3 separate regions of the Homo sapiens genome follow, and all the other regions are linked to region 2. The links are chromatin contacts, found by Hi-C or POLR2A ChIA-PET in ENCODE. All regions are on one chromosome and are shown on one strand. Each heading gives the region's core, a stretch centred on a gene start or an enhancer-like site at or near the end of the contact. The rest is flanking DNA. Distances are from core to core; before and after follow the strand shown.

Evidence for each region. A loop is a pair of places that touch in the nucleus more often than their neighbours do. ChIA-PET counts read pairs that join two places held with the same protein, here RNA polymerase II (POLR2A). Pooled maps may share reads with other maps.
Region 1: a loop to region 2 is called in a map of B cell, with 10 times the contacts of the local background. The contact joins the promoter of SCAMP1-AS1 here to the promoter of ZFYVE16 in region 2. A Hi-C loop is called at or near these places in 4 of 168 maps with a recorded cell type or tissue (B cell, CD8-positive, alpha-beta T cell, naive thymus-derived CD4-positive, alpha-beta T cell and 1 more) and 9 of 50 pooled maps. POLR2A ChIA-PET finds 5 or more read pairs at or near these places in 1 of 52 experiments (OCI-LY7).
Region 3: a map of CD8-positive, alpha-beta T cell shows a loop between it and region 2 (6-fold over the local background). The contact joins the promoter of WDR41 here to the promoter of ZFYVE16 in region 2. A Hi-C loop is called at or near these places in 1 of 168 maps with a recorded cell type or tissue (CD8-positive, alpha-beta T cell) and 9 of 50 pooled maps.

What each region holds. Positions count from the first base shown.
Region 1 is chr5:78,358,161-78,362,215 of GRCh38, reverse strand. It overlaps SCAMP1-AS1 (SCAMP1 antisense RNA 1), which reads left to right and starts at 1,675. Exons shown (of 2, transcript NR_105014.1): 1 at 1,675-2,002; 2 at 2,231-3,452. SCAMP1 (secretory carrier membrane protein 1) reads right to left here and starts at 1,599. Exons shown (of 9, transcript NM_004866.6): 1 at 1,488-1,599. The coding sequence starts at 1,544. RefSeq lists enhancers at 840-959, 1,354-1,950, 1,870-2,029, 2,060-2,149, 1,951-2,547 and silencers at 1,050-1,169, 1,600-1,689.
Region 2 is chr5:80,405,943-80,409,787 of GRCh38, reverse strand. It overlaps ZFYVE16 (zinc finger FYVE-type containing 16), which reads right to left and starts at 1,724. Exons shown (of 19, transcript NM_001284236.3): 1 at 1,635-1,724. RefSeq lists a silencer at 1,124-1,243 and an enhancer at 964-1,762.
Region 3 is chr5:77,490,407-77,494,220 of GRCh38, reverse strand. WDR41 (WD repeat domain 41) reads left to right here and starts at 1,905. Exons shown (of 13, transcript NM_018268.4): 1 at 1,905-2,051. The coding sequence starts at 2,001. RefSeq lists silencers at 1,600-1,739, 2,180-2,399 and an enhancer at 1,520-2,443.

The sequences.
Region 1 (4,055 bases), core at 426-2,925, 2.0 Mb after region 2:
AATAACACCCATTTAACAATTTATGAACGGTCTCTTTAGAAAGTCTACCATTTAAGAACTACCTGATTTTCCACAACATGGAAGCAAGTCCAATACTAATTGAAACAAAACTGCCAGGAAAAAAAAAAAAGTCTTAAAATGCAACCATGTCACTGAAAGGTACAGGCCAGTTGTACTGAATTTTAAGTGACATTAGGGACAATGAAACAGTGACTGAGTCTAATTCTACACTGCTACAAAGTGAGTCGAGTTGTCAATAATAATCAGGGTCATTTCATTAAAATAATCCTCCTTGGAATTATCAGGCATTTAATAATCAGAGCAGAAATAGTTTTCCTCTTCCAGGATTCTTAATGAAAGATAAAACCAGGAGTAAAAAGATGTAAACTCAACAAGCCAGAAGTGACACTTGTGTGACCACAAATTAGAGTTCCTGTTTTATTCTGTGTGACTGCAAATTAAAGTTACTACTGCACATGGCCGGGGGGATTGAGAAACAACTTCAACCAACAGTTGGAAACAAATTACACGTGCTAACAGTTACACTCATTAGGAAATTCAGAATACTTTCAAAGAGAGAGTTATTTAGATGTTGCATTCATTTAAACGCAGACGATGAATATCTCAGCCGCCTTCCTTTGCAGGATTCTGTGCCAAGCCCTTCCGAAGCCGGGGTTGATAAGGTCGACTCCAAGAAGAAAAGCAGCTCAAGTAGGAAATGGTATCCTCACATAGCCCAGAGAACCGGTGACGCACTAGGAGCTTGGAAAATATCCCATCGTTTACCTTGCTAGAAGCAGCTGGGTAGGGAAGAGGTCGTCCACGTGCACTATTGTTTTCCAGATATGTTTATTTTTAAGTTTTGCTTTGGTATCAATAACCTCAACCTCAACCTAACAGAAAGAGGGGGGATGGCAGCGCCACTGGTGGTATTTGGGTGCAACACAAGTTTAAAAAATAAAAACATAACCTTTTTTTTTTTAATTGCAGCATACTCGGTGCCCTCACCTCTCTCCTCCTCCACACCTCTGCCATCACCCCACGCAGCTCTCCGCCGCCGCCACCTCGGGTCCCCATGACAACCCCACCCCAGGGCGGGCCCCCCTCCGCCGACTCCCGGCCCTGCCAGCCACACTTGCTTGGCAAGGGGCGACTCTACCTGCCCTCGGCTTTCTCTCCTGAGAGGCGGGCCAGGACCCCTCCGGGCGCGCGGGCCCAGTCCCGGCTGCAGACACGACCCTCACCAGTCGGGGACGTGTGGAAGGGCGACCGGGCACGAGCTGAGGAGGTTCCACCCCCAAGCCCCAAAACCCAAAGGAGTGACACGGGGCCGGGGCGCGACCCCAAATGGAGGACGGCGGCCCCGCGCCCCTCTCTGGGCTGCTAAGGGGAGCCGAGGGGCAGACGCAGTGGGCGCGAAGGAACTCGTCCGTTTTCACAAACAACGACGCGTCGCGGCGGCAGGAGATGCTGGGGCCGAAGCTCACCTTGAAGGGATTGTTGAGATCCGGGTCGGCAAACGGGTTACTGTCGAAATCCGACATCTCTCTGGCTCTCGGCGTCACCCACCCGACCCAGGCGCAGAGAGAGAGACGAGGCGAGGCCGCCGCCCCCCTGCGCGCTCACGTCGCCGCCGCCGAGCAGATCCGGGTGCAGCTCGCGGGCCACCCAGCCGGCCGCGCCACTGAGCATGCCCGGTGCGGCGGGCTCCTGGCCGCGGCGCAGCTCGCGTTCGCCATCCCGTTCCTCCGGGCCCGGATCCCACGCTCCGGGCTTTAGCTGCGACCGAGTAGGCAGTCGGGGCGAAGGAAACGGGAACTGAAAGCGATGAAAAGCGTTCCACACGCCACGAGCCCGCGGGATCCTCGGAGAGTATGGAACCCTTCCCCTCCGCTCTCAGCCGGAGGCCAGCTGCGTCCAGCCGGGCTCGGTCTTCTGAACACCGATTTCAAATCAGGTCCTCGGGGCCCAGCGTCACTTAGGGAAGTGGTGGCATTTTGTGGTAAGGACGCACACTTGTCAGGTTGGGGGAGGCAGCCTGAGTCGTGGGCCGCGCACCCCGGGAGCAGTGCCGTTAGACCGTGGGACGCGGGCACTGGAGAGGCTACTGCACCGCCCTCCGCAAATTACCTCCCCGGGGCGGGGGCGCGGCCGCTGCTAAGGATTTTTGCATACCCCTGACCCCACCTGAGAATCCCGGCCTCCCATCTTCCGGTCTCTCTGACTCTAGGTTGCTGCTAAATCACGGAGAGCAGCCTTGGCGCTGCCGGTCCCAACTTGATCCAAGGAGCCTTGAGAAGGAGATGAGATTCAGTACCAGGGGCCGGCCGTGGCTCCCATCCTCCGGAATCTGCAAAATGGCTACTTCTTCAGAAATAATGGGGAGAGGGATGGCAAGAGGCCAGAGATCAAGGCCCTCGAGTATTAACTTGAGCATTTGGGCACAAAATAGACACTTTTGGATTTTCCCGTCTTTTCCAACACCAAGGATGAGATTATCAAAAGATGTGTTAAATTAATTTGTACCGGCCGGGCGCGGTGGCTTACGCCTGTAATCCCAACACTTTGGGAGGCCGAGGCGGGCGAATCACAAGGTCATGAGTTCGAAACCAGCCTGGCCAATATGGTGAAACCCCCGTCTCTACTAAAAATACAGAAATTAGCCGGGAGTGGTGGCGTACGCCTGTAGTCCCAGCTACTCTGGAGGCTAAGGCAGGAGAATCGCTTGAATCCGGGAGGTGGAGGTCGCAGTGAGCCGAGACCGGGCCACTGCACTCCAGCCTGGGAGACAGAGCGAGACTCTGTCTCAAGAAAAAAAAAAAATCAATTTGTACCATTCCTTGCCCCACCCTGCCGAACTTATTGAAAGAGCATCGCTTTCCTCACTTTTCTCCTCTAACAGAAAAGCACTTAGATGAAGCTACAGGGAGCCAGAATTCTTTTGACTTGGTGGGTACCGGAGGATTGGAAGAATCTAGATTGAGTATTCCTTGGCCTTTGGGGAGCTTGCTCTATGCAAAGTCACCCAGGAAATGATACTCCCCCCACTGTGAAACACTAGCTAGAGATGATAGACAAAAAGCACATTTGTTGTAATCTCCCTTTGACGGGATTCAGGTTGGGATAGATGTCGAAGCAGCTGCTTCTAGGTAGTCAACGAAGATGTCAACTAGTAAATGACAACAGACAAGGATGAGCACAGCAGAGCTGTACGATTCTAGATATCAAAAAGAGCAAGCAGTCTGTTGTACTCACCATCGCATCCTCAGCAGCTGCCCAGTGCCCGGTTTTAACTTAGTGCTCAGTGTATGTGTCAGGTTTGAATCCCAATTCTGATACTACCTGTGCTACTCTCTTCACCTCTCTGAGTCTGTAAAGGATTATTTAAGAATTAAATGAAACAACATACAGAAAAGTGTCCTGCATGTATATTTAGTGCCTAACAAATATTGGTTGAACGTCGAAAGTGGCAAGGAGGCTCAGTATGTTCTTATACGCTTTGCCTCCCTTCTCCTGAGCAAGCATGTCCTTGCCCAGCTCATCTGCTTCTCTCACCACTTTTGCCCTCACTCCCTCCACCTGTCCTCCAAATGACTCAAAATAATCTGCACTATTTATTATGCATCTACTATGTTCCAAGACAATGAGGGTCAGCTGAGCCCGCATTGCAGGATGGAAATTTCCAACTATGTTCTGTTTACAGCTAATGATATTTGCACCTAATGCAAAGGTTTACAGACTTTACTGTTATAGAATCATTTGGAATACCTGTTGAAGATGCAGACACCCACCTTACCATACCTCCTATTGCTAAGATTACGCTTGAAAGGATCTGAGGTAGGGGCTCTGGATCTGCATTTTTTATTTTTTACATCTCTATACATTATTTTACATAAATGTATAAATGGAGTCATGACATACATATTGAATTTTTCACTTACAAAAATTTTTATTCCGTGTATTCCCTCTTCTCTTCCCCTACATTAACAACCTAGTACATTTCTTTAAATATTCTTGTAATAGTGTATATCTGCACTTACATAAAATAACATGTA
Region 2 (3,845 bases), core at 475-2,974:
TGGATGTCCCCAGGAGCCTTTCAGCAGGCTTGTAAGATCCTCGCTTTTCCTGCTACGTATCTGTTCAAGGCTGGTGTTTTCTTCATATGCTTCAACCTAAACCAGATAGCACAACAGACTGAACAGAAGCAAACATGAAAATCCAGCTGTCTTCTATAATGCCAGACATTAAAGTGATTCGCAAAAATTTGAAACAATGCCACGCTCCTCTTCTAAGTTTTGTTTTAGAAAATGGTTACTTTTCACTAAAAAATTATTTAATACATGAGTCTGTGATTTTTAAATGAATAAAACATTTTCAATTTTCTGAGTTTTAATTTCCAAAATGGTAAATATACTGCAGCATTAGGAACCAAAAACTCTATTGGTCCTCAATAATTTTTAAGCGTAATTATCCCCAATCATAATGTTAAATGAACTGTAGCACTATTCTATCATGTAACATTATGATTGAGGATAATTAATGCGGATTTGGCTTTATCTGTAATATAACTGTTTCAAAAGATACTTTGCTCATGTATAATCAAGAAGTCATTTTTATGAAGCTTTTTAAAAACATGGGGAAATGCTTACAACGTAATTTAAATCAAGGAAAGCAGACAATCCAACGATATAAAATCTCATCTCAAGAAAATGCACAGGGGAAAAAAAGACTCAAAGGAAAAAAGTCAAAATATTATAAGTAATTGATTACTATTACATGGTGGAATTATGATTGATCATTTTTCCTTATTCTTTATTCTATTTTTTCAATTTTTGCCACTAAGCATGCGGTTTAATATCCAGGAGAGGAAAAAAAGGAAGAAATTAGGCGAAAAATTATATATAGTTCTACTGGATTAAACCATTAAACTCCCGCCAACTCAAGAGACGACAAGCTCAAGTGAATAAATGGAGGAATCTGATTGAATCAACAAAGTGCCTATTTTTTGAATTGAAAAGATTAACTTAATATCAAATGTATGGACTGGTTTTCATACAAGTCAAACTAATAAGAAAGAACATCCTTAGTCTGGAACATAATATTTGCAATCACGATAGTACAAATAAGAGTTAAAAATAAGGTCCTCTTTTGGAGTTCTCAAAAGTACCAAAGGAAAGGCAGCGGGAAAGACGGCCACTGCATCCTTCTGGTCTCTAACCAAGAGAAAATGCATGGGTGCGGGAATGGACAGTGCGAGAGCACCGGCGGCGATGAGACTCCTCTGCGGGGACCGAGCCTCTGCCACTCCTGAAGAACCACAGTCCCCTCCGCAGTCGCAGCCCCTCCCCAGGCGGGACGGCGGCGCCAGGGCGCTTCTCCCTCCGTCCGCTGGGGTCTCTCCCCCAGGAGCGCCGAACACTCCGGCGGCCCGGGAGCGGGGAACCGGGCAAACAGCCGCCGTGATTGCCCTCCCGGTCCAGTCCGGTCTGGCCCTTCAGGCTCCAGGAGGGGACATCAGATTGGAGGGCCAGGGTTCCCCGGCCAGCTCCGGGGGCTCGGAAAAGGAATCGGTCGGGGCCCAGGCTCTGTCCCCAGAGGAAGAGGGCCAGACCCAGCGCCCAGGTCGGCGGGTCCAGCGGTCACCCCGCCCCCCTGTGGGAACAGCAGGGCTGAGGGGAGGCCGAGACGACCGGTCACGGGGGGCTCTTACCTCCCTACAGCCCCTGCGGAGCTTTTTGGGAACTCGACACGACGTCGCGCTGAGGAGTGAAGAGCTACCCCGGCCGGGAGTCCTGGGAGTGCCAGATCCCGGCTCAGGGCTTCTTTCCCCGCCCCACCGGGCAGCGCAGAGAGCGCAGGCGCAGAGGACGCTTTCCTCTTCGGCTCACACGCCCCCTCCCTCGGCATCCGCGGCCGTCTCCAGGCCCGGGGCGCTTGCGCACTACGACGCAGGTTCCGAGCCAAGGGCACTAGATTTCTTACCGGAAGTGCCTGAGTGGGTTGTTGGGTGACGGGGACGCCTGATGATTCGACCTTAGGTCGGGACTCGGTTCTCCACTCGACTGCGGGATCGGGAGGCCACTCGCGTCAGTGTCTGACTTCCTTTACCCTTCGCTAACCTAGAGGCAGCTTCCCCGGCTCCAGCCTTAGCCCTTTGCTGAGCCTGCGCGGCGTTCCGGTCTCTACTGGACAGACCCGCCTTCCCGGCAGCGGGCTAGGCCTGCTCTCCGCGCTGCTGGCCCCTCGGAAAACATAACTTTTTGTTTACTTCAAACTGATTTTACAACACGCTGCCCCCCCGCCTCCCCCGCTTCCCCCGCTTCCCCTTCCTCCTCCCGGCAGCAATAAAAATGCTCCCAGCCAACGCCGAGCTCCAAGCCCCTCCAGCTGACTGGACATTCCCAGCCACACTTTCCTTCCCTTCGCTGCGTTAGTTCTGCATTTTTATTTTAAAGCAGCTGGTAGAACAGCTGTCTCCCTGTCTAAAAGCAAAAGCTGACTTATCTGATGTAGAAATAAAATGTCACTCACTTGATGTATATTTGCTTGTTGAGTTTTGCTATTTTTACCACAAGTTTCCTATAAATTTAAATGAGACCCGGCGCGGTGGCTCACGCCTGTCATCCCAGCACTTTGGGAGGCCGAGGCGGGAGGATCGCTTGAAGTCAAGAGTTCCAGACAGGCCTGGGCAACATAGCAAGACCCTGTCTCTACTAAAAATGAAAATGAAAAAATTAGCCAGGCGTGTTGGCGCGTGCCTGTAGTCCCAGCTACTGGCTGGGAGTCTGAAGTGGGAGGATCACTTAAGCCCAGGAGGTCAAGGCTGCAGTGAGCTCTGATGGCAACACTGCATTCCAGCCTGAGCAACAGAACCAGACCGTGTCTCTAAAAAAATAAAAAATAAAAACAAGGGAAGAGACATACATGTGGGATCAGATACAGACAGATACAGGGAAAAAGCAGTTCCTCAAAGGTTAAACAGCTCACAGTTCATACTGATCTTTCAAAAATCGCAAGAATTGGCCGGGCGCAGTGGCTCACGCCTGTAACCCCAGCACTTTGGGAGGCCGAGGCAGGCGGATCACCTGAAGTCAGGAGTTCGAGACCAATCTGGCCAACATGGTGAAACTCCGTCTCTACTAAAAATACAAAAATTAGCTGGGTGTGGTGGCGGGCGCCTGTAATCCCAGCTACTTGGGAGGCTGAGGCAGGACAATCAGGACCATTGAATGAACCCAGGAGGCAGAGGTCACAGTGAGCCAAGATCGAGCCACCACACTCCAGCCTGGGTGACAGAGCAAGGCTCCGTCTCAAAAAAGAAAAAAAAAAAATTGCAAGAATTATAATTTTTCGAGTATTCCAGCCACATGTGATTTGTGATGAAAGATTTGAGAATCAGGGTTCGCATCTTAAATCTGCAGTTTACAACTATAGTTCCTGATCTTTGAAAGATACTTAATCTTTAACCTTGGTTTTCCTAAACAACAAAATGAAATAGCCAAACTTTTGATTGCCTAAAGTAATGTGTGTATTGAGCATCTGCTTTGTGACAGTGTGTTAGATGCTTTGCTTACGTTATCTCATTTAATCCTAAGAATAATTCTACAAACTACAGTATGCCTTTTTCCTACTATGTGTTAGGCATTGTTCACAGATAAAATAAAATGGGGCCACTGCCCATGGGGAACCACAGTCTAGTAGCAGAGACTCACATATACAAATGCATACTGGGGACAGAAGTATTTATACGGTAAAGTGTGAGGGTAAAGAGAATAGAAAAAAGACACAAACACCTTAAATAGATCAATGGGGAAAGTATATACAATGGTCAGTTCACAAAATATGAAATTTAAATGCCTACTACACATTTTACCAATCAATATTCAAAGTCATTAATAATAAACAGAGACAAAAAAGAGGT
Region 3 (3,814 bases), core at 656-3,155, 2.9 Mb after region 2:
CTTATTTTTTGTAGTAAATGTTTTGATTCCCTGATCATTTCCATTTATGTATATTTTACAGGTATTTTTGTGTTTACCATGAGAATTACATTTAACATCCTAACGTTATAACAATCTCATTTTAATTTATACCAACGTAACTTCAATAGCATACAAAGACTCTGCTCCTATATTGCTCCACCCCCACCCTTTCTATTGATGCCACAAATTACATCTTTATACATTGTGTGCCCAATAATATACTAATCTTGTAAAAAATTCTTTCTTAGCTGTCCTAAGAGGAACCAAGGGAGGAAGTGTTCAACCCTGGACCAGTGCTTTAAAGCATCAGCAGAATGTCCCTTACATCAGAGTAATGTGGCATTGGGCAAACCCTAAAGAGCATGGGGCAAACCCTAAAGAATGTGGATAATCAGAAGAATAAAATGTAGGCTATTTGGGCAACCACATTGTCTCACGTGAAGATATTCCTTCCAGAACTGAACTCCTGATGTCTCTGAGTTTTGTTTTACTTAAAGATAAGTCCCTCTTTCCCAGGGGATAGTCTCTGTTTTGGTCTGTCTTCAACTGTATGCAGACTGCAATTTGGGGCTAGCACACAGAAGGCAACATGCTCCTGATCCTTGGGAGTGTGTTCTTGCCGAGTGCACTCAAAAGGAATACAAAGATGAATTATAGGAGATCCGAGTTCCAGAGGGACTGTAAGTTTGTGTAGCTGCTCACAACCAACTTAGCTTAAAGTGGGATGTATGGCTCTCTCTTATTGGTGACTGGGACATTATGCCTTGTCCCTCCAGAGCAGCATTTTATGTGATTCCTTTCTGCTTCTCTAGTGCATCTGTGTCCAATACATGTTTGCTGAATTAATGCATTAGTTGGGACATTTGTAGATTCCCTACAACAATTTACTGCTAGGAGGATTATTTGAACCTAATACATATGCAAATATATATATTTATACTTTTGCAAACATGATATGTATAAGTAGTTCCTAGACCAGTGATTTTCAGACCTTGCTACTCATCAGAATCACCTGAGGAGCCTTCCCAAAACCCCGATTCCTACGTCCCAACCACAAAGATTATTTTAATGAGTCTGAGGTGGAAGCCAGGAATCTACATTTTCAAAAGCTACCCAGGTAATTCTGATATGCAGTCAGCATAGATAACCACAGCCCTTTGACTACCTAAGAAAATGTAGTAGTCAAAAAAAGGTATATGAACTGCCTTCTATTCTTTAGGGAGATTCTATGTTAATATAGCATACGGTCAAGAACACTACCAATGTAGCCACTTCCTAGCTGTTATCTTTAGACAAATTACCTAATCATTCAGAGCTTTAGTTTCTTGATGTGTAAAATAGAGGATATAGGTTTACCATGAGGATTTATGTAAAGCCTTAGCACAGTAGCTGTACTATAGCACACAGTAAATGTTGGCCGGATTTATTCGGCTGTACACATGAGCCACTGGATTTGTCTGGATGCAGAAGTCTACTGCGGTACACCTTCTTCAGCAAGCTCTTGGGAAAGCAGGGGAGATTTCCTGGTACCCTAGGAAGTGGAGGATACTAAAGCCATGTCACAGGGAGGGGCATTATTCTTCGTGCGCGCTTGCTCGCCGGGGTCGGGTTGCTGCTCCGCGCGCGTCCACCAGGGGCCGCTCGAGCTACCTAAGCTCCGTGCGCTACCCGGCGGCGCTCCCGCGCGTGCTCACTCGGAGCAGCGCGCGCCCCGCAATCGCCGCAGCCGCCCCCGCCGTCGGCCGCCGCACCCCAAGCGACTGCCCAAACTAAGCCTCCGTGGCTGGGTACGGGAGCGCTTTGGGGACAAAAATTCTCCCTCAACTGTGGTCTGCATTCCTTCGGCCCGTGGGCTGATCTGGGGCGGGAAGTATTAGCGTCTCAGTTGCGCTGCAGCCGGGGAGGAAGGAGGAGGCCGAGCCTGGGGCGGAGTTTGGGCTGACTGGGGCTGGACCGGGCAAGACGCCGCCGCTGCCCGGATGTTGCGATGGCTGATCGGGGGAGGCCGAGAACCGCAGGGACTGGCCGAGGTAAACCCCGGGTGGGTCTGCTCTGCGTCCGTCGAGCTTGCTGGAGGGGCGGCTTCGTTCCGGTTCGGCCTTCCTGGGTTCCGACCGCGGGGACCCGGGCGGAGGCGGGGCTGGCTGCTGAGCTCGTGCCACGCGCTGTTCTCACGACGGTGGGGGCGGAGGGCGCGGGAGCCGGAGCTCCTCAGACCCGGCGGGACCCCAGGCGCACCCTGGAGCTGCAGACCCCCGGCCCCGTCCCACGGCTAGCTGAATCGTGAGATCCTGGCTCAGGGACGCTCAGCTGGTCAGCAGTCCTATTGGGACCTGTGACAACTTAGGGCTTCTGGCTACCGAAACTATCTTCATTTCCACTTAAAAAGTATACGATTTAGCTAGAAACGAACGAGTTGTGACCGCAGCTTTCCACTTTTGGTTTATTTGAATTGGTGTCTCTTCCTGGCGTCTACTGATACTTGGTCAGGGAATATAAAATTAATTTACTTATCCAACAACCGAAAAAGGATATAATTATTTTTAAAAAGTAATCTGCTTCAAGGTCAAGAACATGATTTTCTAATTAACTGCTGTTTTTGGTTTCATAGTCACACTTTCTTCATGGGCCCGAATAATTGAATAGACCGTGTGTAATGAAATTTACATTTGAAATGTGAATAAAATAATTTTTGCAGTCTTGGAAATTTTGAGGTCCCAAATTTATTTCGTATGCCACACAAGAACTTTCATGCGCGTCCGTGTGAAGAGACCACCAAACAGGCTTTGTGTGAGCAATAAAAGCTTTTAATCACCTGGGTGCAGGCGGGCTGAGTCCGAAAAGAGAGTCAGCGAAGGGAGATAGGGGTGGGGCCGTTTTATAGGATTTGGGTAGGTAAAGGAAAATTACAGTCAAAGGGGAGTTGTTCTCTGGCGGGCAGGAGTGGGGCAAGGTGCTCAGGGGAGCTTTTTGAGCCAGGATGAGCCAGGAAAAGGACTTTTACAAGGTAATGTCATCACTTAAGGCGAGGACCGGCCATTTTCACTTTTGTGGTGGAATGTCATCAGTTAAGGCGGGGCAGGGCATTTTCACTTCTTTTGTGATTCTTCAGTTATTTCAGGCCATCTGGGCGTATATGTGCAAGTCACCGGGGATGCGATGGCTTAGCTTGGGCTCAGAGGCCTGACAAGAACAGAATTTGTGAATTGCATTTTATTTCTCATAAGAAGTATTTGTTTAGATTGTTAAAAGTAAGAAATTGGATTGTTGAGAGTAGGCAGTCTTCTCAATTTTAACTTCCGCATGTCTTTGCAGTTGACGGTATTGTCTGTTTTTAAAAATTTCTTATTTCAGATTAATCCTAAATCCTTGAGATTGTGGATTATTGAATAGCCATATATGGTATATACGACATTTTGGATAATTCTGTTTTAACCTGGTTCTTTGGTTAATCATGTTATTTGCTTAACCAGGTCTCCCATTCCTGGCAAGTTTTCATTGGAGGAGAAGCAGTTTATATAGTTTTCAAATTTCTCACCACAATCTCTTCTAGAAGGAAGACAGAATAAATACAAAATCAATGCTTTGTGGTGGTGGTTTTTTTTTTGGAAAACATTTATGCATGTTTTAAATTTATATATTTCTTCATATAAATCTAATTGAGTTGTATAACTGCTGTGAATTTGTACATTATCGGAACCTATGATTGTCCCTAATTTATGCAATAACTTTGTATCCAGGCTTCTCGTTTAAGCAGTGGTTCTCAACTGGGGTGATTTTTGCCCCGCAGGAG